2 separate regions of the Mus musculus genome follow, and region 2 is linked to region 1. Evidence: chromatin loops called from intact Hi-C (ENCODE). Cell type or tissue: heart. All regions are shown on one strand. Links, peaks and the distances in the headings refer to the core of each region. The heading gives the core; the rest is flanking DNA.

The links. A loop is a pair of places that touch in the nucleus more often than their neighbours do. Peaks named below come from ENCODE experiments on the same cell type or tissue, not always from the same donor. Only the 100,000 strongest peaks of a DNase experiment are listed, where the experiment ranks them.
Region 2: a loop joins it to region 1, with 2.0 times the contacts of the local background. A loop is called at or near these places in 2 of 42 quality-filtered maps.

The regions. Positions count from the first base shown.
Region 1 is chr11:63,118,347-63,129,442 of GRCm38, forward strand. It overlaps Gm36926 (a long non-coding RNA gene), which reads right to left and starts at 913. Exons shown (of 3, transcript XR_388733.4): 1 at 671-913. It also overlaps a transcript of Pmp22 not described here. In heart, for the core only: a CTCF peak has its summit at 6,213; DNase peaks (open chromatin) are centred at 7,695 and 10,615; H3K4me3 peaks cover 60 bases; H3K27ac peaks cover 1,229 bases.
Region 2 is chr11:63,066,650-63,077,294 of GRCm38, forward strand. Tekt3 (tektin 3) reads left to right here. Exons shown (of 8, transcript NM_027660.1): 2 at 3,329-3,936; 3 at 6,776-6,859. The coding sequence starts at 3,358. Among named protein-coding and RNA genes, the nearest start is that of Tekt3, 10 kb to the left of the region's middle. In heart, for the core only: no CTCF peak of the experiment used is centred there; no DNase peak of the experiment used is centred there; H3K27me3 peaks cover 287 bases.

The sequences.
Region 1 (11,096 bases), core at 3,097-11,096:
TCTTCTTCTTCTTCTTCCTCTTCCTCTTCCTCTTCCTCTTCTTCCTCCTCCTCCTCTTCCTCCTCCTCCTCCTCCTTTTACTTTCTCCCCTTCCTCTACCTCCTCTCCCTATCCTGTCCAGCTCTTTAGCACTCTGATGTCCTATGACATTCAGTGGACATGTCCGTCTCCCACGTCTTACAGGCTCACGTAACTAATTAAGATGAACTAGAAATAACGAGCAAGTCCCCAGTAATAACAATAGTTCACAGGAAAGTCTTGCTCTCCATTGAGCCCCAGAGCATACTACACACACAGGACTCTCCAGATTGACAAGTGACTCCTCAGAATAACTAGCCTCTCAGAAAGCTCTGAGAGTCTCCATAAGACCAGCAAGTACCACAGGCCTCTAGGTAGCTTCTAGAGCTTTCTGTCACTCTCAGTTTTTTGGAGATGCAGCTGAATCAACTCTTAAAGTAAATTTCTAAGCCTCAGAGGCTTTGGAGCAAGAAGAAATTAGTTTGCTACCACAGGGGACATTGCCTCTCTTCCCATTGTCATAAACTCCTGGGTAACATGGTTGGCACCCATCTCCCAGATCAAGGGTTATTAGTGTATCAGTTACTTTGTTCTGTGTATCAAAACCACCTCCAAATTTATTGGCCTAAAATAGCGTGTGGTTGGCTCTCACCATTCTCACGTGATTTTCATTGGCGTCCCTCTGCTCCAGGTCCGACTCTGGTGTACTTGGGGGACCTTAGCACAGGTAGCTGGGATGGTGGTTGAGAATCTCCTATCGCGTTTCCTCTCAGTCTCCAGAAGTGAGCAAACCAGCTCAGTCAGTCGACAGGGTCTCAAGGGAGGAAGTGAGGGTTGAAAAAGAAGAAAAGCAATTAGAGAAAAGTATAACATGGCTTCAGCCTGTACTGAGGCAGAAGCAGCTCTAGTCTTTCCCAGTCTGCTTTTATATCATTCTAGGTACATCCAAAAAACCCACGGCCGGTTCTGAGATCAAAGACAAAGTAATCAAGTGAAGTAGTAAACAAAATGATCACATAAGATAGTAATTAGCAAAGTAGGAAGCCAAGCGATCACACAAGATAATAATTAAGTAAAGTGGTAACCAAAGCCCCACGGTCACCGTTTCTAATATTCTTATCTGAACCTACTTCCTTGTCGGAGCCCAGTGACAAATGCCAAACTCCTACAAGTGACACCAAAAGCTCTCAACCCAGAAGCATGTCTGGGCTTCCTCCTACAGCATTTCCCATGTTGCACCGTTAATATCACACTAGCATGGATAGATGCCAACTTAAAGAGTGGAAAAATAGAATCCATCTCTTGAAGGAGGTGAGCATTAGGGCTGAGAAGTGTCTGCGGGCTGAACAATGGTGTTGGTCTCTGGCTACAGTTGCTGCTCAATAAATATCTATTGAATATTGTTTTAAGAGGACTTCAGTCTTGCTTCTCATCACATAGTTGAATTGAAGATGTTCAAAGCACACTTGTCCCAAAGTCCGGGCTCCGTAGAGTGCCGTGGATGCCAAATACACTTAGTCACCACCTGGAAAAAGTCAGATGTCTCTCACCATGGAAGAAATCAGCAGAGTCCAGTGACCTCAGCAAGGCTTCTGTTTCCTTGATGGAAGGCAGCGCTGGTGTGGGCAGGAAACTGATACTACAAGTGGCAAGCTTCTAGTAGATGGCCAGCCTGTTTCAGCTCCACCCAGGAATTCACACACTGTGTGCTACGGGAGAAGGGTTGAGGACCAGATGCCAGAGCTGCAGAGTCAAAATGGCTCTTCGGTTCCTGGGATAGACACATGCCTGCAGTGTCGTCTGTACATACAGATGGCATAGACTTCCACCAGCTGACATACAAGTGTGTGCTCCTGGTTGCCCTTTGCCTGGCCTCAAACGGAGGAGCCCATGAGTTCCTCCTCACCCTCAGCTTGCTGTAGTGAAGGCTCTTTCTGGAGCAAGCCATTAAGCAGCACCTGTCTATGGTCTCTGCTTCAGGTCCTGCCTCCAGGCTCCTGTCTTGGCTTTCCTCAGTGATATGTGACCTGAGAGTTGTAAGATGAACTAAACCCCTTCATCCCACATCTGTTTTTGCTCTGTGTTTTATCACAGCAATAGAAGACAAACTAAGAGGGTATTCATTAATTTTTCTAATGTGTCACTGGATTCAAAATTCAATCTGCTGGATTATTAGAAGAAGGTGTGGTGTGATAGCACCTGACACTCACTTCCTCTGGACATTTCCTCAATTTCCTTGGGACATTGCTGAGTTCTGTGATCTTGGGATCCACTGGGTTCCACCACCCACCCATGTGTGAGTCTTCACTCAAAGGACTTTGGGGATGGGCATTTGAAAACTCCATGACAGTAAGAGACCGTAGAACATGGCAAACTTTGTTGGCAGTGTACAGATGGAACTACATAGAAGAGGCTTCATAGCCTGAGGTTTACTGGGGTGTGTGTGTGGGGGGGGGGGATATAGCACACAGAGATGAGGATAGGGAGTTCTTGTGGAAGGGGACATCAGAAAGGGGATCTTATAAGCATAAGATTCCATTTTGTCCGTAGGTAGATGATGATCTGATGTATGTATGCAAAGAAGGTAGAAACTATAGGGCTAAAAATATGATTGTCAGAACTACTTTTGTAATAGTGTAATGTATAAAACATTGAGTTTGAAACCACTAGGCTTTTGAGCTGATGAATCTAAGCGTACAGTGAGCTAAATAACCTAATACCCAAAGCCATCCTTGGTTCATTTGTGCACCATCTTAGCTGTGAAAGACCACAGCAAGCCACTCACTGAGAGGAAATGCTGTCAAATGGGGAGGAAATGCATGAGGGCAGATCCTGAAGACCTGAGAACAGTGTGATTCTGTCTGTCTTGACTGAGGGGGTCCCTGCAGGCATCCAGGAGAGGAAGTGGACTGCAAAGCAGTGAGAATGAAAAATCAGAAAGACTTCATCAACCTGGAGCTGGCTTGGGGAGTCTGATGCCAGGTGGTTCATTGCCAGCATGTTTAAAACACAGAACCGTTTAGAAAAGTTTCCTGATGTAATACAATCTCCAGTTCACAAGAAAGCATAATTACATCAAAACTCAATCCAGGATGCATGTCATTTCTCCCAAGAAGATGGGTCCTAGAGATAGGCTACGTGTGTTAGCATAAGGGCCTAGGGAAGGGTCTGGGTCCTTTGGGATGTTAGCCATCTCTGGTTCTTGTTGTGGAAGCTTGGGGAACCTCTGGCTATGCAGATAATTTAGGGGTCATTTAGACTATTAATCTCTCTGGCCCTGGTATTGGAAGCGTGGCTGTAAGGGCCATTGAGATTGCCAGCCACCTCCTGTCTTGGTTATACAAGCTTGATGTGAACTGGTCTAACAAATAATGCAGATCACCAGGCTGTCAATCACCCCTAATTCCCAGCATTCTGAATGGAAGAACAGGTCTTCCCTCCTTTGAGGAGACCCCCTGCGTGATTGATGCTCTTGTTTTCCCTGGATGTCTGTGGGTATAAGGATCTTTGTGTATCCAACACTCAATCATCACATGATCCCAGGCACATCTCTCCCTTTTCTCACCTGGGTTCATAGTGACAAAACTGATTGGGACTTCTCAGGGTTCGGTACTATTGATGTTTCCTGTTTTCTATCTTTGGAAAGTTATCTAGTTGAGACTTCTTAGCCGAGGCTTCCTGCCTTGAAATCGACCTTTTGATTTTCTGAGATGGCTATGGTCCACTTCCTCCGTGGATGAAGCTCATAGCATTAATGCCAGAGAAGGTCATGTAGGCCAATGTTTTCAACAGTGACATTCAGTGATCCTGAATCTTGGAGCTAAGGTGGGGGAAGATATCACATTGCCCATCCCCCAGGGAAGGCTCATGAATTCACTCCCCTGAGACACAAAACTCACAAATGTCCCAGGAATCCTAATTGAGCAGCTCATGTGGTAGAGGAATTCAGATGTTAATAGCATTCATATGTTAAGTATGGGCACATACTCTGAGTCTGGGCATTAAGCAAGAAAGAGGAAGAAACTGAGGGAAAAGACAATATGGTAGTAGGTGGTAAATCATAACAACCACACAGGGCTTTCCCCTGAGGCAAGCTAACCACCATTTCCAGTATTATTTTAGTCATCTGAACCACCGTCTTACCACATGCTGTGGCCGGCATTTCTTTCTTTCCCTTCCTTCCTTCCTTCCTTCCTTCCTTCCTTCCTTCCTTCCTTCCTTCCTTCCTTCCTTCCTTCCTCCCTTCCTTCCTTCTTTCTCTCTCTCTCTCCTCCCTCCCTCCCTCCCTTCCTTCCTTCCTTTACATTCTTTTTTTTTTTCACATTCAAAGCCATGTACCTAAACCAATGAATTCCGAAGACTCTGTAAGAATCCCTCAAGATAAAAACAGATCTAGGCCTACTTTCTTTCTTGTGCATCATCTGATACATTGTTAAAAGTAAAACACAGGATTATCAAACTCCTAGTGCACATACATATTAGCCCAACACTAATTGCCCACCTTTCTGTCCAGCTGTGACCAGCAAGCCCTGGCTCCTGGCCCTCTCGCTCCTTCCCTGAAGTGGGCTGTTTGTATTCTTTCCACTTGTGCCAGAAAACCACAGATTCTGTGTGCTGGGGACCTGGGGCTGGAATGTCTGACTAGTCTCTACAATTAGCCATGAGGTGTGCTTAGCTCCCCACAGTTTGTTTACTCATTTTAAGTCAGAGCGTGGAGGCACAGTGTGTTTATTGCCCTCCACTGTTGAATCAAAAGAGGCACAGTGTGTTTATTGCCCTCCACTGTTGAATCAAAATATCGATGCATTCAACTTACAGGGAGGATTCAGGAATTGCAGTCCAGGATTGGCTGGCTCTAGGCAGCAGGGCTGACTTTGAGGCAGAGATCCACGGCAGGAAGTACACAATGGGGAAAGATGCCTACCTCATGGCAGTTAGGAAGCAAAGAGAAGGAGAGAATGGGGTGAGGTCCTGATGATACTGCTTCCTTCTGTTAGGTCCTACTGTCTATACGTTCCTCCGCTGACAAAGTCATAGCATATGCATGGCTGGAGGAATGGTTATCCCAACCACAACACACGCTGCTTACAGAGGTAGCCTGCACTCTCGGCTCTGCATAATCATGGGGTTTACCCTCATTGCTGTTACCATGGAGCTTTGAGACTACATACACGTTGAGCCTGGTCGCACAGGCCTATAATCCCCAGCTACTTCTGACTGCGAGTCTGAGTTTAAGTCTTGCAGGATTACAGAGTGAGTTCAAGGCCAACCTGAGCAACTTAGTGAAACCCTGTCTCAAAATTAAAACAAACAAATGAACAAACAAGAGCCTTAAAAAGGACCAGAGGACTAGGAAGGTAGCTCAGTGGTAGAGTACTTGCTTGCTTAGCACGTGAAAGGACCAGGATTCAATCCTCAATACCCTAAATAAAAAATAAAAACAAAAGCAAACAAGCCTGCTATCCCCTGGAGTTGAGTAGTTAAGAATATGGCCTGATGGCCTAAGTGTATATTTGGGCACCACTGTTCTGCCAATTGTGTGGGTGCCTTAGGAGGTCACAGCCACTCTGTTCTTAGAGAAGTGGGTTAAATGAGGTGTTTAGCACTGGCCCACAGAAAGTGTTCAATGCATTGTGAGTATAATATTCCATATGTATTACACGTGTCCCTGAATTTCATTATTCACCACCTCTATATTACTTTAAAGGTTTCTATAATAGTTGAGCTATGGCTGAGCCAAAGCTTACTGACTATTCATAACCTCTTTCATTATAAGAATTGTCATGATTAATACATTTGAGCAGCAGCTTTTCACACATCCAGGACCATTTTCAAATAAATTCCTAAAATTCATTTCTGAGCTCAAAGTTTTAAATGATCTCCACAGGAGGCCCTGCCACTGAAGTTCCCTGGATTAGGTATTTCCTAGACCATAACAATGAAGAGGAAACACACTTGAAATTTTGCCCACTTTTCCCTTTGAACTTCGCAAAAGGGTTTGACCTTTGACCTCTGCTTGTGACCGTCCTGGGGTAGCTAAGGTTTCACACTTGAAAAGCAGCCGGAGGCTCTCAGAGGAAGAGAACACCTGCCCTGGGGCTCATTCTCAGACCACAGGCTCAGAGGCTCACAGGGAGTGAGACACCTTGGGGCTACACTGGGGTTGTTTCCCCAGGCCCTCATTGCTCCTCCTGCTGGAGGTGAATGCTCATTTCTCACGTGTAGGGCTCAAGCATCCCCTTGTGGGTAGTAAGCAGTCTTTTTGTCCCCTCTCTCTGTATGTCATATCAAGTCCAGGCTGCCTTTGTAAGAAGGACCACAGCTGCTCTGCAGAAGCCCAGACAGTATGTCATGGTCCACTCTCCTCCTTTATAAGTTCTGCAGTGAGACTGCTCACTCCCCATCTCTCTGGGAGCAGAAGCCTGCCTCTTAGGACTGACTGGGAGCTTTAGATAAGTTTCAGCTTCAGGGTTGCAAATACGTGTCTGTTTCTGACCTTCTCTCGCTCAAATTGCTCTCTGTCAGCTTATGGGATGGCAGAGAAAGGCAGCTTTCTCCCCTTCCACTTGCATCTCTGGAATCTGGCTTCCCTAAGCAACAACACATTCAGGGACAAAGAGTGGTTTGTGTTCTGTAGTTTTCTTTGTGTCTGCAACATAATTATTCTGTGCTTTCTCTCTCCCACAGGTGAAGGAGCCGAAGATGCACTTCATTCTGAGATAAAACTGTGAATTTGCAAGTTAGGTTGTGTGTGTGATACATGTGTATGTGCTTGGTGTGTGTGGATGGGTGTGTGTGTGATGTGTTTGTGATGTGTGTGTGTGTAGTATACATGTGGTATGTATATGGTGTGGTATGTATGTGTGCATGTGAACACACATGTGTGTATGTATATGTGTGTGGCATGTAGTATGATAATGTGTGTGGTGTGTGTGTGTGAGTGTGTGTTTGGGTGATGGGGTATGTGTGTGCATGTTATGGTGATGGTAATGGTGGTGGTGGTGTGTGTGTGTGTGATATGTGTGTGTGTGTGTAGTGTATGGGTACGTGTGTGAGGTATATATGTGGGGTGTGTGTGCATATATGTGTGCATGTGTGTGGCATAGTATATCACATGTATGTATGTGGCATGTAATGTGATGTGTATGGTGTGGGGTGTGTGTGTGCTTCTGTGTGTCTGTGTGTGGTGATGTGGGGTGTGTGTGTGTGTGTGTGTGTGTGTGTGTGTATGTGGCTGATTTGATCTTCTTTGTTTATACAGAGCATCTTCCCATCCTTCAGGACTTGAACATGACATAGTTTCAAACTTCTGTATTGTCAGAGGGGAATGGAAGCCAGTGGAAGTTAAACTTAGTCCCGTTCCTTCCCTTCTCTCTGCCTCCATTGTCCCTTCCTCTTTCTGTTCATTCTCTCCCCCTTTGCCTGTTCTTCTAATAAGCTGCTCTTAAGGTCTGCTCACAAGGTCAGAACAGTGTAGATGCACCCAGAGCCAGTGAGTTGACTTTTGAAAATCCTTCCAGACCAGCTGCATCCAGGTTGGGCCAAGAACTCTCCCACACAGACTGCCATGAGGCTGCACAGGCTTCCTTGGCTGTGTGAACACTGTCCAGATAGTGATGGAGGAAAGATGCTTCTGGCCACGTCACCATCTGGACACAGGCCAAGTGCAAGTCTCACCTCTCCTTTGCTCTTGAGGAGTGTGCAGAATGAAAAGCCACAGGGTAGGGAAGCAGGCCTTGGGTCCCAGCCTGGCCTTTGCAGGCTGATGCCGGGAGAAACGCGTGCATTTTTCTCACCCCAGCTCCTTCACATGGAAATAGTTACAGTGCTTCCCTCTGGACAGGATGCTCTAGACAACAGCATGTTATCGGCTGCCAAGTGCACAAAGGGCTTCCTCCTGCAGAATCTGCTTGAGTTCTACTCCAAAAGACAACAGTGGCAGTCTCATGGAATCAACTGTTACTTCTGAGCATTGTCCCAGGGCAGGTGCTGGCCAGATGTGTGTGTGTGTGTGTGTGTGTGTGTGTGTGTGTGTGTGTAACATGGACCTCCTGAGGCTGGATGCTGGATATCAGTTCCCAGGGACAGGTATAACTTTCCCCATTTAATAGAAAGAGAAATGTGGGCGACTAACTGTATATAAAGTATATCTTTCATGAAAAAGGAAATTGAATTATGGAAAGTGCTCTAGGAGTTTTGTAGATGTAACAAGGAGGAGTAAGACAGAACAGGGCCTTGCATGGTACCCATTTTGTACGGTCATTGCAAAGGTTAGTGATTTGATTCGTATGAAATGCTCAGGGTGATCCTTGGTCTTAATAGGATGGCTTGGTAAATATAAATGGCTAATGCTATTAATTTAGTCCATGACTTCTGAATGGAGTGATCACTCCTGAGAGACTCAAACTCAGTGCAGCAGAAACACTCAGCCTTTAGAACTAGCCAGTCTGGGGTGACCTCACTGTTTCCTCGGTGAAGTTGTAGGAGTCTTATTTTCTCTATGTGTAAAGGGGAGGCAAACATCCACGATGATAAATATGATTGGGTGACTGTTCTGTGTGATTATCATGGCAAGTAGCTCAATGGGACATTATTCATGGCTGCAATGAAGTCCTATTTGGCCGAGGAGAGTGATCCTTAAAGGAGCGTGAGAGAACCAGAAGGACATCTCCCTCAGGTGGCTCCAAGGGGGAGGAGGCAGACATCTCGGGCCTGATGGGTGAAGACTGGTGCGGATGAGCTGTATAGTCAGCAGCTCTGCCAGGGCTTAGCAGCTGAGATGGAGGGCCAAAGAGACAGAGGCTGAGAGGGCGGGTCTAGGGAAGACTGGACTCAGGGAGGAACCTGATAGGCCCAGATGCAAAATCCATGCCTGCAGCCCTCGCTGTCACTCTTCCTCAAAGTCTAGGCTTTGAGGTCATAAATGATATTTTCTGATGTGACCGTTATGTCCTGGACTGAGAGATAACAGCCTCTGGCTTTCAGTCTTCGATTTAATCATGGGAGGAGGACGTCTGTAAAGATCAAAGGACCTGTGCTTCCTGCTTTCCAGAACTCTGTGCAGACCATGTCAGAGGAGGACTGGGATAGGCTCTCATCTTTTTGTCCATACCCTGCCCCGTTTCACCCGATGAGACTAATCCATGTCTTGCATAATCAATAGCCCATCCCCTAGCCTCGACCTGGTTTATATTGAACCACAGAGGGAACCTGGAAGGAAAACTAAGGGTGTAATAATTCCAGAACACCATGCTGGACATGCTGGAGAATCAGTGAGACGAGCGACCAGACTCTGAGTCCCATCCCTTGCCACCAGTGCCAGCATCTCTGCCATGGACCCTACTGAGATCATTGGACCCGTTTTCAGTTTCTTCTAAGCATAACAGTCAGGGCTAAGAATGAGTGTTGGGAAAGTAGAAACAGCTATAGCAAGGGAGAAAGAAGAGACCTGGGGGAACTAGAAGATGCTGGCTGAGAGCAGAGCAATTGGACCATCAGCCTTGTCCCTGACTATGAAGCCCAGCAAGATGTGAGGTCTGTACAGCAGAGGAGGACTTCCTCTGATGCCTTGGGTTGATCACAGTGGACGTTCCTGACATAAGAGACTGGGGAAAGTAGAGACTGGGGAAAGTGCCAGGATTCCAGGAAATCGCTTCAAGTAAACCTCTTCCGTTAGATGAGCATCTGTACTTGTTAGTGATGAAGACCCTTCTTATGTGATAGAGGGGGTGGGCTGAGCTGAGAAAATGCTCCAAGCGTCATCTGCCAAGCTCTTGACTTCCCAACTGCTCTTCTGGTCTATCCTGCCGGAGAGGTCAGAACCATTTTTTTGTTTGTTTGTTTTTGTCAGACAGGGTTTCTCTGTGTAGCCCTGGCTGTCCTGGTACTCACTCTGTAGACCAGGCTGGCCTCGAACTTAGAAATCCACCTGCCTCTGTCTCCACTGCCCGGCTTCAGAACCCTTTTCTGCAGAGGGTTGTTAGCTTGAAATGAGTGTCCTCACCAAGGTCACTACTTAATAGAGATCCGAGGAAAGATACATTAAAGACAAAGCTGAAAGACATGTTTCCCTAAATTCCATTCTAATACTCAGCCAGTATGGTATGCTGGGGCTGAGGGAGTCAAGGCAGAAAGAGCAGATATCATGGACTCTTGCTAATTGGGCACATAGCAAAAGGAACCTGACTTTGGTATCACTGAGATATTTGGTTCCCTGGCATGATGTTGATGGGCTAAGTTGTACCACGTTGGAATGCTGTACAGTGATTCCTTGCACTGTGTAACACTGTATGTATATACCCACTACACAGATTTCAGTTCTGCAGAATCCACTCAAAATTGCAGATAGCTAACTAAGAATGGGCTGGCTCTCTTTGCCTATATACAGGTTAGCGTTTCCAGGGAGGACAGCCCCGAGCTTTCAGGTTCAGGAACACCACAAATTCATTCCAAGTTCATTTCCTGCAAGGCCTCTTGGGATCACTCTATCCTGGAAGATACACAAGCTGGACACTGTCTCTTTAAATAGTAGAGGCTGAGAACCTCTCAGGCCACCATGACATATCCCAGCATTGGACCAGCCCCTGAATAAACTGGAAAGACGCCTAGGACAGCTTCAGTTACAGGGAGCTCCACCAGAGAACCTCTCAGGGAGCCTGGCTGGAAGCAGCAGAGCTCAGAGTCTGGTCTGCTGTGGGCATCTGCTGTCCTACGGGGAGGGCTCCCAAGCCTTTGCTCTTGACTGCAGAGACATCCAAGTGGAGGAAGGGGTTACACCATTGGTCTGGTGAGTTTGATTGGCAAATGGTATCTCTGGGTAGGGTGTGCTTTATAGAGTGGCTCAGTTTTTGTCCATTGCAACCTGCAAATGGAAGCGACTGCAATGAAGACGGAACATAGATTACTGAACCTTGGGGTTCTCAAATTCTTGCTTTAAACCTGGGTGTGTATTTGGCTGGGGAGGCAAGCAAGTGGTCCGAGAGTTTCTAGAATCTGAATGCATCCTGATTAGAAGGGAGAGAGGCGCCTAGATGGTTCTACCTAGGGCGAGGCTGCAGTGTTCACCCAGCTGGCCAGCG
Region 2 (10,645 bases), core at 2,646-10,645, 52 kb before region 1:
CAAAGGCTGGCATGTAGCTCAGTTGGTAGAATGCTTGCCTCACAGGTGAAAGACTATGGGTTTGGTGCCAAGCACCACAAAACAAACACGGGAAAATTGCCATCCTGCTTGAGTAGTTTCTGACAATCCCAGGCTCCTTCCTACACCCATTCTTTCTTCTTGCTGTGCTGTTTTACTCTTTTTTCTCTTGGTTCCTCAGCTTTTCCTTTAGGCCTGGCTTTTAGAAATGTGATTTGGATAAGCCCTGGGTGGCACTGGGGTACACACACACACACACACACACACACACACACACATCTGTTTATCTTTTTACAGTTTGTGGGATTTCTATACTTTTATAATAAAGACTACAATAGTTTCCATCACATGTGGAAGGCATTCAGTTATTTCTTCCCTTTAGACCCTCTCCTCTGACATCACAAAGGGACAGTTCCTGTACTATTATACTGCTGCTTCGTCTTTCTCTTTAAATACCAAAAACAAAACCAAAAATCCCTGTTTCCTGTTCACCAGGCTTGAGTATACCAATCTCTATGTCTCCAGTGTCCAATCTGCAGCCCATGCCAATTAATGGGTTAAGTAGACATTGTGTGCATTTGCCCCGCCTATTTTCCATTGGCTCCTCCCACAGTTGTTCTCCCCCCCATCATTCCTTCCATTTCCAGACTTGCTTCTACAGACCGATTCTCTTTAATTATGGCCATACTTTTTCTGTAAGTATGTATGTAGTTTTTTGTTTTTTTTTTTTTGACGGGTTGCTGGACACAGCGATGCCACCTGGTTGAGTGTTTTGATGTTCTCAGGAAACCAAGTCACTTGTTGGCCAATCTGATCATCCTGAGACCTGTGTCCACTTTTGCTTAAGTGAGCCTCCAGAATGTTCTTCACATCTTGGCATTACTAAGGAAAATTACCAGACAAGAGCTAATTAAGGGAGGGAAGGTTAATTTTGGCTCATGGTTTCAGAGGGTTGGTTGGGCCCACATGCAAGATGATCAGAGAAGAGTATAATTGCAGGAGGGTTGTTGCCCACGGCCAACAAGCAAACAGAGAGCCAGCCAAGCAGCCAGAGGTGATGCGCCCTCAAGAACTTGCCCCTAGTGGCTTACTCCCCCAGCTAGAACCTGCTTCCTTGATGTTTCTGCAACCTCCTAAAGTAACACCACCAACTGGGGACCAGGAGCAAACCTGATCTCATGGCTGAGATTTCATGTTCAATCCGTAGTAACTGTTCTCAAGCCAGGGACTTCAAATGTGTGACAGTTCTGACATCTTCGCTGACTGTCTCCTGGGAGCATCATAGATTCTAATCTTGCTCAGTACACATCTCTCCCTTCTCGGCTTGAGAGATCGTTCATCCAACAACTCTGCCCCCAGTGTTTGGCAAAGTTTGAGGAGGGTCCCTTGATACATATGCAGGTTATGTCCAGTCAGAGACTCACATGCATCCCCTGTGTAGCTCTCTAAGCTGTGTTTGTATAGCTTGTTGTTTGCTTGAATTTTGCTCACAACTTCTAGCTGTTGAAGCCCCTCCAGAGTCTGGTTGCTCTATCAATACGGAGTCTGCCATGCTCTTGTCCATTTCATGTGTTTCCCCCACAGTGATCTGGAAATTGCTCCCCAAACACAATGGCTCAACAATAAGAAGGCTCATTATTCGCTTCCTTTTTTTCAGGGATCAGTCCTATGTTGCCTGTAGCCCAGTGTGTGAGAGAAGCTGTCTCATATGTTGGATCCAGGCTTTTAGATGTACAGTGTTGGCTAGTCTACCATGGATGTAGGTGGAAATCCTGTTTGAGTTTTTAAACATTTTTTTTTTAGGCCATGAGACCTTCAGGATTCTTAACCAATAGGAGACCCAAATACACTATACAGCAGTGGAGAACTTTGGTAAAATATTATCAAGGGATGACTTTGATTCCCTCTTCCTGGGTGGCCTTAAAGGATGGATGGCCAGAGCTCCAGGTTTGGTTATAACATAGTTCTTGTGGAACTCATCCCCAGACCTGAGTTCTAAGCTCTGTCCACTAGTCCAGATCCTCAGCCATCCCTTCCCTAAAACAAAACTCTGGCTGCTTTTCCATACTCGGCGTTTCCCCATTCCTCGTGTCTCATGTTGTGCGTGTGTCTCATATTCCGCGGCTGTGTGGTTTCAGTTTTGACAATCCTGGATTGTGATACCTCAAGATGCCAGCATAGCAGGTGTTAGAAAAACCCACGTGACATTCTGCCCTTCAAGTCCTCCAGTCAGAGTACTAACTGACCTTCTCTGGATTTGAGATCTTTTATTGTCAAACATTAAGCAAAGCTAAGGAGAAATGTTTTTGCTAGAAGGAAACTATGTTATTTCTGGATCTGACCAGGGAGACAGGTTGGAAGCAAGACAGACTTAAGGTCCCCAACACCTCAAGTTGCTTTGAACTCACTTTGAAGAAAAGCAATATTTAAAGTTCCAAACTGAAGTGAAGAGATGCCAGTATAGAGTGACTAGGAGGAAAAGGAAAGGGGTTTAGCCCACAGTGAGGGAGCGAGTGCTACTTGGGCCACTCTGGCATGGGAAGCTATTTTATGAGTGGATATTAATTTGAACACAGTTCTACAAATCAGTTATCCTGTATTGTTATGTAGCTAATTAATCATTGAGGAACTTATTTCTTTTTATCTGAATAGTGCATCAAGTGTAATATGACTTAATTCTCTCCCTCTTAGTAACAGGTCTGTAGCCATAAGTTCCCCAACAGAATTATATTGCAAAACCTATGCCACAGTCTGAAGTGTCCTGGTCTCCCTAGGAGGCCCCATGAATGTATTCAACTAAGAATAAAAAGCTGCATGTTCTAGAATGAGATGAACTGCAGTTGGGATAATGTGAAGCCACACGCATGTGTTTGCACACAACAGGATCAGTCTTTTAATTTAGAACGTTTGAATGTCAAAAATTCAAGTGACTAATATAAAAACACACTACCTTCATACATTTTAGAGGCTTGGAGATGGAAACTTTAAAATCATCACCAGAAAGTGCTGTTAACATATCAGAAGAGATATATAATAAGCCTGGGAACTCTGAAGCTGGTACTGTGTCAGATGAAATCTTTTATCAGTATGTTATATAAGATTAATTTATTTGCTTTTTCTTTCTTTCCTTCCTTCCTTCCTTCCTTCCTTCCTTCCTTCCTTCCTTCCTTCCTTCCTTCCTTCCTTCCTCCCTCCCTCCCTCCCTCCCTCCCTCCCTCCCTTCCTTCCTCCCTCCCTCCCTCACTCCCTCCCTCACTCCCTCTCTCCCCCCCTCCTCCCTCCGTCCCTCCCTTCCGTCCCTCTTTTGCAGGAGAGATTTATAAATTGTGTTTGAGCACCATGGAACTTTTAGGTTCTACTTTGACGGCTACATATGCCCACCCTCCACCTGCATCGGCCAGCTTTCTACCAGCCATTGGTACCATAACATCGAGCTATAAGGACCGCTTTCCCCATCGCAATCTGACACATAGCTTGAGCCTTCCATGGAGACCGAACACCTACTACAAAACGGCCTACAACTACCCAACCTTGGCCCCGTACTCCTCGAGGTCCCAGAGAGTGTGTGAGAGCACCATGCTCCCTTTCGTGTCCAATAGGACCACCTTCTTCACGAGGTACACCCCTGACGACTGGTACCGCTCCAATCTAGTCAGCTTCCAGGAGTCCAATTCCTCACGGCACAACTCAGAGCGACTCAGAGTGGATACATCTCGGCTCATTCAAGACAAATACCAGCAGATCCGGAAGACCCAGGCTCACTCTACCCAAAACCTGGGAGAACGAGTCAATGACTTAGCGTTTTGGAAATCTGAAATCACACATGAGTTGGATGAAATGATTGGAGAGACAAATGCACTGACTGATATTAAGAGAAGGCTGGAGAGGGGTTTGATAGAGACTGAAGGCCCTCTGCAGGTGAGGATGAGGGTCAGAGTAGAAGGCACTGCAGCCCAGTGGTTATAGCTATCTCCAACAAAGTACATTTCTGCTGCCCATAGAAGCACCACTCATCATTAGTAAATTTGTAAATGGGATAGAGAGGTAATGGCTAACCATTGCCATTTTATACATATCGCACATAGTGAGTTTCTGAGCGAATTCTGAAAGCGAAGCAGACTAACACGATTATGCTACCCACTGTTTTCAGCCGAATGTGCCCTCTTCTTGGCTGTTGAAAAGGCTGGTCTGATCTCTGCAGGTTGTAGATTAAGATGAAAATGTAAGAAAAACGGTTGTTTAAGAAAATCTTAATTTAATGAGAGCTGAGGAGATGGCTCAGTCGGTGACACCTTTGCCTTGCAAGTAGGAGAACCCAAATTTGATCCCTGGAACCCATATGAAAAAGCAGGGCATGGTGGTGTATGCTGGCAACCCCAGTACTGGCAGGGTGGAGGCAGGGGGATCACTGGGTTCACTGACCAGCCAGCATAATCAGTGAGTTCCAGGCCAATGAGAAACTCCGTTTCAGAATGAAGGTGGTGGTATCTGAGTTAGCATAACCTTTAAGACTGACCTTGGGCCTTCACATGTGTACACACACACACAGACATGCACACACACACACACACACACACACACACACACACACACACACAGAGAAACCTGTACACACACACACATATACACATGCATACACAGAAACCTGCATACACATACACAACAAATGTACACACATACAAACCTGCACACATATACCTACATACATATAAGCATACACAAAAATGCACACATGTATGTACACATATACCTGCATACACAAACATGCACTCATGTACACACACGTTTACATACCCACTTACACATAAACACACACACACAAATAAACTTTTTTAAACAACAAAAAAAAATCCAAAAGAAACGAAATTTTTCAGTCTGTGTCATGAAGTAATCCCTAGGTTGACATAATTTCTTTTCAGGCATAAGCGATCAACTGGGGCCCCTTTAGAAATCTGTTTAGGATTCTTTTATTAAAAAGATAATTGGGGCTGAGTGTAGTAGGCCAGTTGTCGTGGATAGACAGGCAGCCTTTCAGTTAATCACTGGTGTCTGATTAGGCTTTGAGTGGGCTCTAGTCACCTATGACCCTTGTACCACTGGATATAGATCTTCCAAACTCATATGCACACCACTATAGAAAAAAGGCATTCCCTGTCTGAAGCTGGGAAAGGATATACATTAATAAACTTCTCAGTGGGCGCCACCAACACCAGGTGTCTCAATGTGGAATGCTTACAGGAGATCTCATGGTATCTAAGAGTGAGGACCAAGGGGCTGAAGGTCTAGTGATTTCAGGACTTGTCTGGGCTTCTCTGCACAGTGTCACTTTCTGTCCCATCCTCTCACTAACCACAAATACAAAACTACACACAAGTCCCAGTGTCCCGAGGAGGCGCTCACATAGGGTCATTTTGGATTAGTTCATCTAAGTTGTTACAGAATGCCTCCAATGTCTTCCTTGGGACCTAGCCCAGGGACTGAAAATATAATGTCCCCAAGACACTCGGTTGCTTTCCTCAGTCCCTTCACTATGACTGGGCTCTGATTGGTTCTAATGTGAGCTTTCTCCTGCAGTGGCTGCCTGAGTGTTCTTGTGGGTTACAATATTGACTGTCAAAATGGAGTCAAAGGGCCTGATTACATAGAGATAAACCTCAAAAAAGAACATATAAATAACCACTTAGTAGGAGGAAGCTTGTTAAATTTTAGCACAATAGTAATTACATCAATCAGGGGGCCATTGTAGCTTACCAAATATGCAATAATGAACACTTGTGACATCTAGGGCAGAAAGCATGCACTTGGATGTGTCACCGGTGGGACCATGGGCCGGAGGAAGATTCCTGAAAGGCAGTGTGGTGATATCCACTTAAATAATCAGAACTTCTACAATCTACCAGTTCGTCTTCTAGTAAATGTAATTTTTACTATTAAAAATTAGAAATTTGCTCAGCTATGGTTCAATAACATATCACAACATGGTTCACATTTTGCATTTACTAAAGTTTAACATAGTCCTGTGTCATGGAAAAGGTTTTGAAGAAAGCATTTTAGCTACACAATGACTTCCTACACAGCTCATTGTTAGCGAATTATGCTGCTTTTTATTGTCATTACTAACATTCTCTGCTTCAAAGAATATTTTAAAACTCCAGTCTACCATTTCATTTGATCCTAAAAAAATTAGTATAAAATTTAGAGATATTTCTGTCTCCATTTTATTAAAATCAGACAGCCAATAAACAAAGCAGCAATGAGCCTCTGAAACATGTTTTCTGTATTTTAATTCTTAATAGGTAAAAGCATATTATTTTTATAACTAGGAAAATAAACAATTTTATAGATAATGACTCAGATAGTTGGCTACACAAACATTTTAATATTTTGAAAGCAAACCATTTATTTCTACTTTTTCCAGTAGAAAATACTTAGAAATAATAATTATATCTCAGACTCTATTTTCATGTTATCCAACTGTTTCTCTTCAATAAACTGATGCCAAGCATTTAATTTAGTTACTCGTTGGTGGGGATTCTTTTTGTCAGCTTTCCAAACTAGGATTTTTTTTTTCAAATTAATTTCTAATGTAGATGCCAACCTTTCAGTAAAAGCAAAGACTTCCTTCCCTGCCAGGGTCTTTCTTGTGCTAAACTCTTCCAAACTGACTTGAGAGGTCCACCTTGGGGGTTCCTGTTGCCTTCCTTTAAAGTAGCCGCTGTCATTTCATTGACATGTTCTGTGCTCTGTGGATCTCTAGGTTTCCCGAGAGTGTCTCTTTCACCGCGAGAAGAGAATGGGAATCGATCTTGTTCATGATGAAGCCGAGAAAGAACTACTGGCGGTAAGTGTGTGTGTGTGGGGGGGGGGAGCGAAAACGCTTCAATACTGAGAAGCCTACAGTCACAAATGTGTGTTTAGGTGAAGAAATCAGGGAGGTACAGGCTAAAGCCACTCATAAGTAAATTTATAGTGTCTGGCAAAGGCTCATTTTCTTGGTTTTATAAGTAATATATATGTTGACTGAGAATTTTAAAAATACAGGAAAGAATAAAAAAATAGATAAGGTGTTTATAGCCGCATTTGGATGCAAATCAGCATCTGTAGATTTTGGAGTACTTCAGTCATTCTGTCAAACACTCTTAGATAATTGTGTCCCTTTCATGCAATAATGACATAAATGTGTCTCCCAGATTGCACTCCAACTATATCTGTCAATGTGAAAACACCTGCCTCCATTTAAAATGACACCAAAGCCACTTTCCTGTCAGTGCAGATACCTGTAGGACACAACTTTGATTAGCCAATTCACAGGATCTGATCCCTGTAGCTCCATGCCACCATGGTGTCAAAACCATCACTGCAGAGCCCAGTGCACGCTCCTGACTCCTTCTCCCCACTTCTCTTGAGGACTAGTAACTGGGATGTCAAAGGGCATGCACATCTGGGGAAGCTTTGGTCCACGGTCAAGTGGCCACCCCAGAACTGATGTGTCCAAGCTGCTCTGTGGAATCTCCTAGGCTCACTTGCACTTTCCACCTCTTAAATCTGCATTACTCCCGAGTTCTCTGGCTTTCTGTGCTACCTACACTGACGTCTCTCTCTCAGTCGGTTGAGGTTTCAGCCTCCGAGTGCTTGAGGATACTTCCAGTCTCTTTCTTTGTCTAAGACGTTAACTCAAGCACTAGTTCTTCACCTTAAGAGTTCTGCCAAACAGTTTTAAAGACTTTGATTAGCATGCACTAATAAGGATCAAGTAAGTCCTGGTCAACTGCTTGTCCTTCCTCCCAGATCACTTCCTAGCCTGTCCTACCCTGTCACCTTCTTCTTCCTCCCGGTGGTAGAGTACCCTTGGCTGCAGCCATTATCTCCTTAAACCCTGCATCAGCGTCAGCTCTTTATCTGAAAACAAACAGCAAACAATCCACCTCAGAGCCCTACACTGTGACATATGAAATGGATGGAAGACTTAAGGATCAAGGTTAGAAATGATTAAATACTTAGGAAAAGAAGGTCTAAATAACGTTGACCCGGGAGTGGGTGACAGTCTTTTAGATACAACCCTGAAAGAAAAACAAGAACAAAAGATAAGCTACATCAACAAAACTGGAGAACTGGAACATCAAGGAAGGGAGATTATCCTCTTCACACAGCATATACCTGATATGAACTTCTATCTAGCCTATATAAATAATAATTAAGTTTTAGAGAAAAACAATTCAATTGTTTGATAATATTAATTTTAATACCTCTAGACTTAAGATCATATAGGCAAAAGAGGTTATTTATTTAATTACTTTGGGGGGAGACAGAGTTTCTATATTTAGCTTTGGATATCTTGGAAACCCACTCTGTAGACCAAGTTAGCCTTGAACTCACAGAGATCCAACTGCCTCTGCCTCCCAGGTGCTGGGATTAAAGGTGTGCACCACCATCGCTTAGAAGCAAAGGAGATTTTATTTTATTTTATTTTATTTTGTTTTATTTTATTTTATTTATTTTATTATTTTACTTCTTCAAAGAAGGTTTTAACTGGAAACAGTTTAAGAAACACCAGTCTAAAGCTATCTATCCAGAAGCCCAGGAAAGTGTTGTCCTTACCATTACTCCATAACTTTGGTCACAGTTAAAGTGTGAGGCAGTGGGGTTTCACTCGGGGTGATAGAAAAGAAAAGGCTGCAGAGTCTCTACTCTGACATCCTCCCTTCTGCAACGCTGCCCTAAGAATCCAGTTCCTGAGAGGTGGGTGGCAGCAGGAGACTGTGAAGGCTTCATCTGCTCAAATAGGAGCCCTAATTCAAGGATCCTCAACCACGGAGACAAAGTTCCTGTTTGGCTTTCACCCCAAAGTCCTGCTAGTGAAACCACAGTCATGGACTACACTGACATCCTGGGACTCTCTGGGAAGTCAGTCCACAGTAGCTCTTACTCCTCTCCAAGTTCAGAATCATCGCCCTTTTCCCGGCTCCTGCAGGTGCGCCTGTGCGCTGCAGGTAGTTGCAGTCATGGGCTCACTGGACCCAGACTGCCTCCACAGCTCCTGCCTTCTGCATCTGCCTCCTGCAAGCTCTTACCTCCAGGCAGGGGAGAGGATGGCTTGCACCACACATAGTTCCACTGCAGGGATGAGTTCAGATTGACAGGTCAGGTAACACTGGGCAGCTCTACACTTCCCAATATAGACTTTCTTTCTTCGTGGGAATTCCTCTGCCTTCAACCATCTGCTTGCTGTTTGTCATCTGACTTTGTTTGAATTCACAAACAACTATTGTTTAAGGATTAAAAAATATTAAAGTTTTATTAAATGCATTTTCCCCCACTGGAAATCCCAGGAGTTTCCACTACGTCCATTTTATGTGAAAACACCCACAGTACATATTGTAAAGTGTTCTAATGATGTTTTCTAGGCAGGATTCCAGGCATCCTTTGATCTCTCTCTCTCTCTCTTCTGTATCTCTCTCTCACTCTCTCTCTTTCCTCTTTCCCTTCCTCCCTCTCCCTTCTCTACTGCCCCTCTTCTCTATGTCATTGAGACAGATGACCATTAAACAATACAAAATTCTAAGATTCTTTTAGTATCCCATGATATTTATAAGAACAGGCAGAACTTTGGTACAACATGGAAGCAGAGAAAATGCTCATTGATTCCACTGATCCTGAGCCTCAAAGAATCAGACAGCAGGTTTAACATTTTAGGCATACTCAGTATTGTCTAAACATGTATGTGGCATGTCCGTATGTGTATGGGAGTGCCTATGTATGTGTTTGCCTATGAAGGCCAGAGGACAACGTCAGCTGTCATTCTCAGGACTGCTGCTTCTTTCTTTCCAGGCAGGGCCTTTCATTGGCCCGGAGCTCATCAATTAGGTTAGACTGGCTGGCCAGCAAGCTTCAAGGATCTGTCGGTCTCAGCCTCCCCAGGCCATCGTGTCTGGGAAGCCAACCCAGGTCCTTGTCCTTGCAAGAGAACTGCTTTACCGTCTGAGCTCTCCGTCCCCCAGAAGCCCCTGAATCAATACATTTAAGTTAAACAACAAAGGAAGAAGACAACAGGCATATGCTCATGGTAGTAAAGAGAAGAAAGTATCATAATCAAATCAACAAAGATAAGCAAAAAAATTATTTGATAGATTTTAGCATCATAGAAACCATTAATGTCAATATACTAAATACCATGCACAAAGTTACATTGCACCCGATGGGAAAGAACTGATTTTATTTTAAGGTAAGGGGGTCTCCTACTCTGTGACCCAAGCTAACCTTAGACTTAAACTCCTCAGCATCTCAGCCTTTCTTGTCTTCCTAAGACTACAGGCTCTTACCACCACATGTGGCTAAGGACTGCATTTTGAGTATGTTAAGAACATCAAATATATCCTTATATTAGCCTTCAAATACAGGCAGGTTGGCTGTTGTCTTGGGGCATGCTCTGTCACTTTGGTGAGAGTTGCAGGATAGATGACTACCCAGCGTGCCCAAGGAAGGCAGACTTATTCACTATTGTAGACAAATTCAGCTTTCTGGAAGGGAAATTAGCTTTAATTGCCAAACCTATAATTGCCAAACCTAGAAAACAAACATGACCCTTGGCAGTGTCGATCTGTTTACTCTGATTGTTCGCAACAGCATC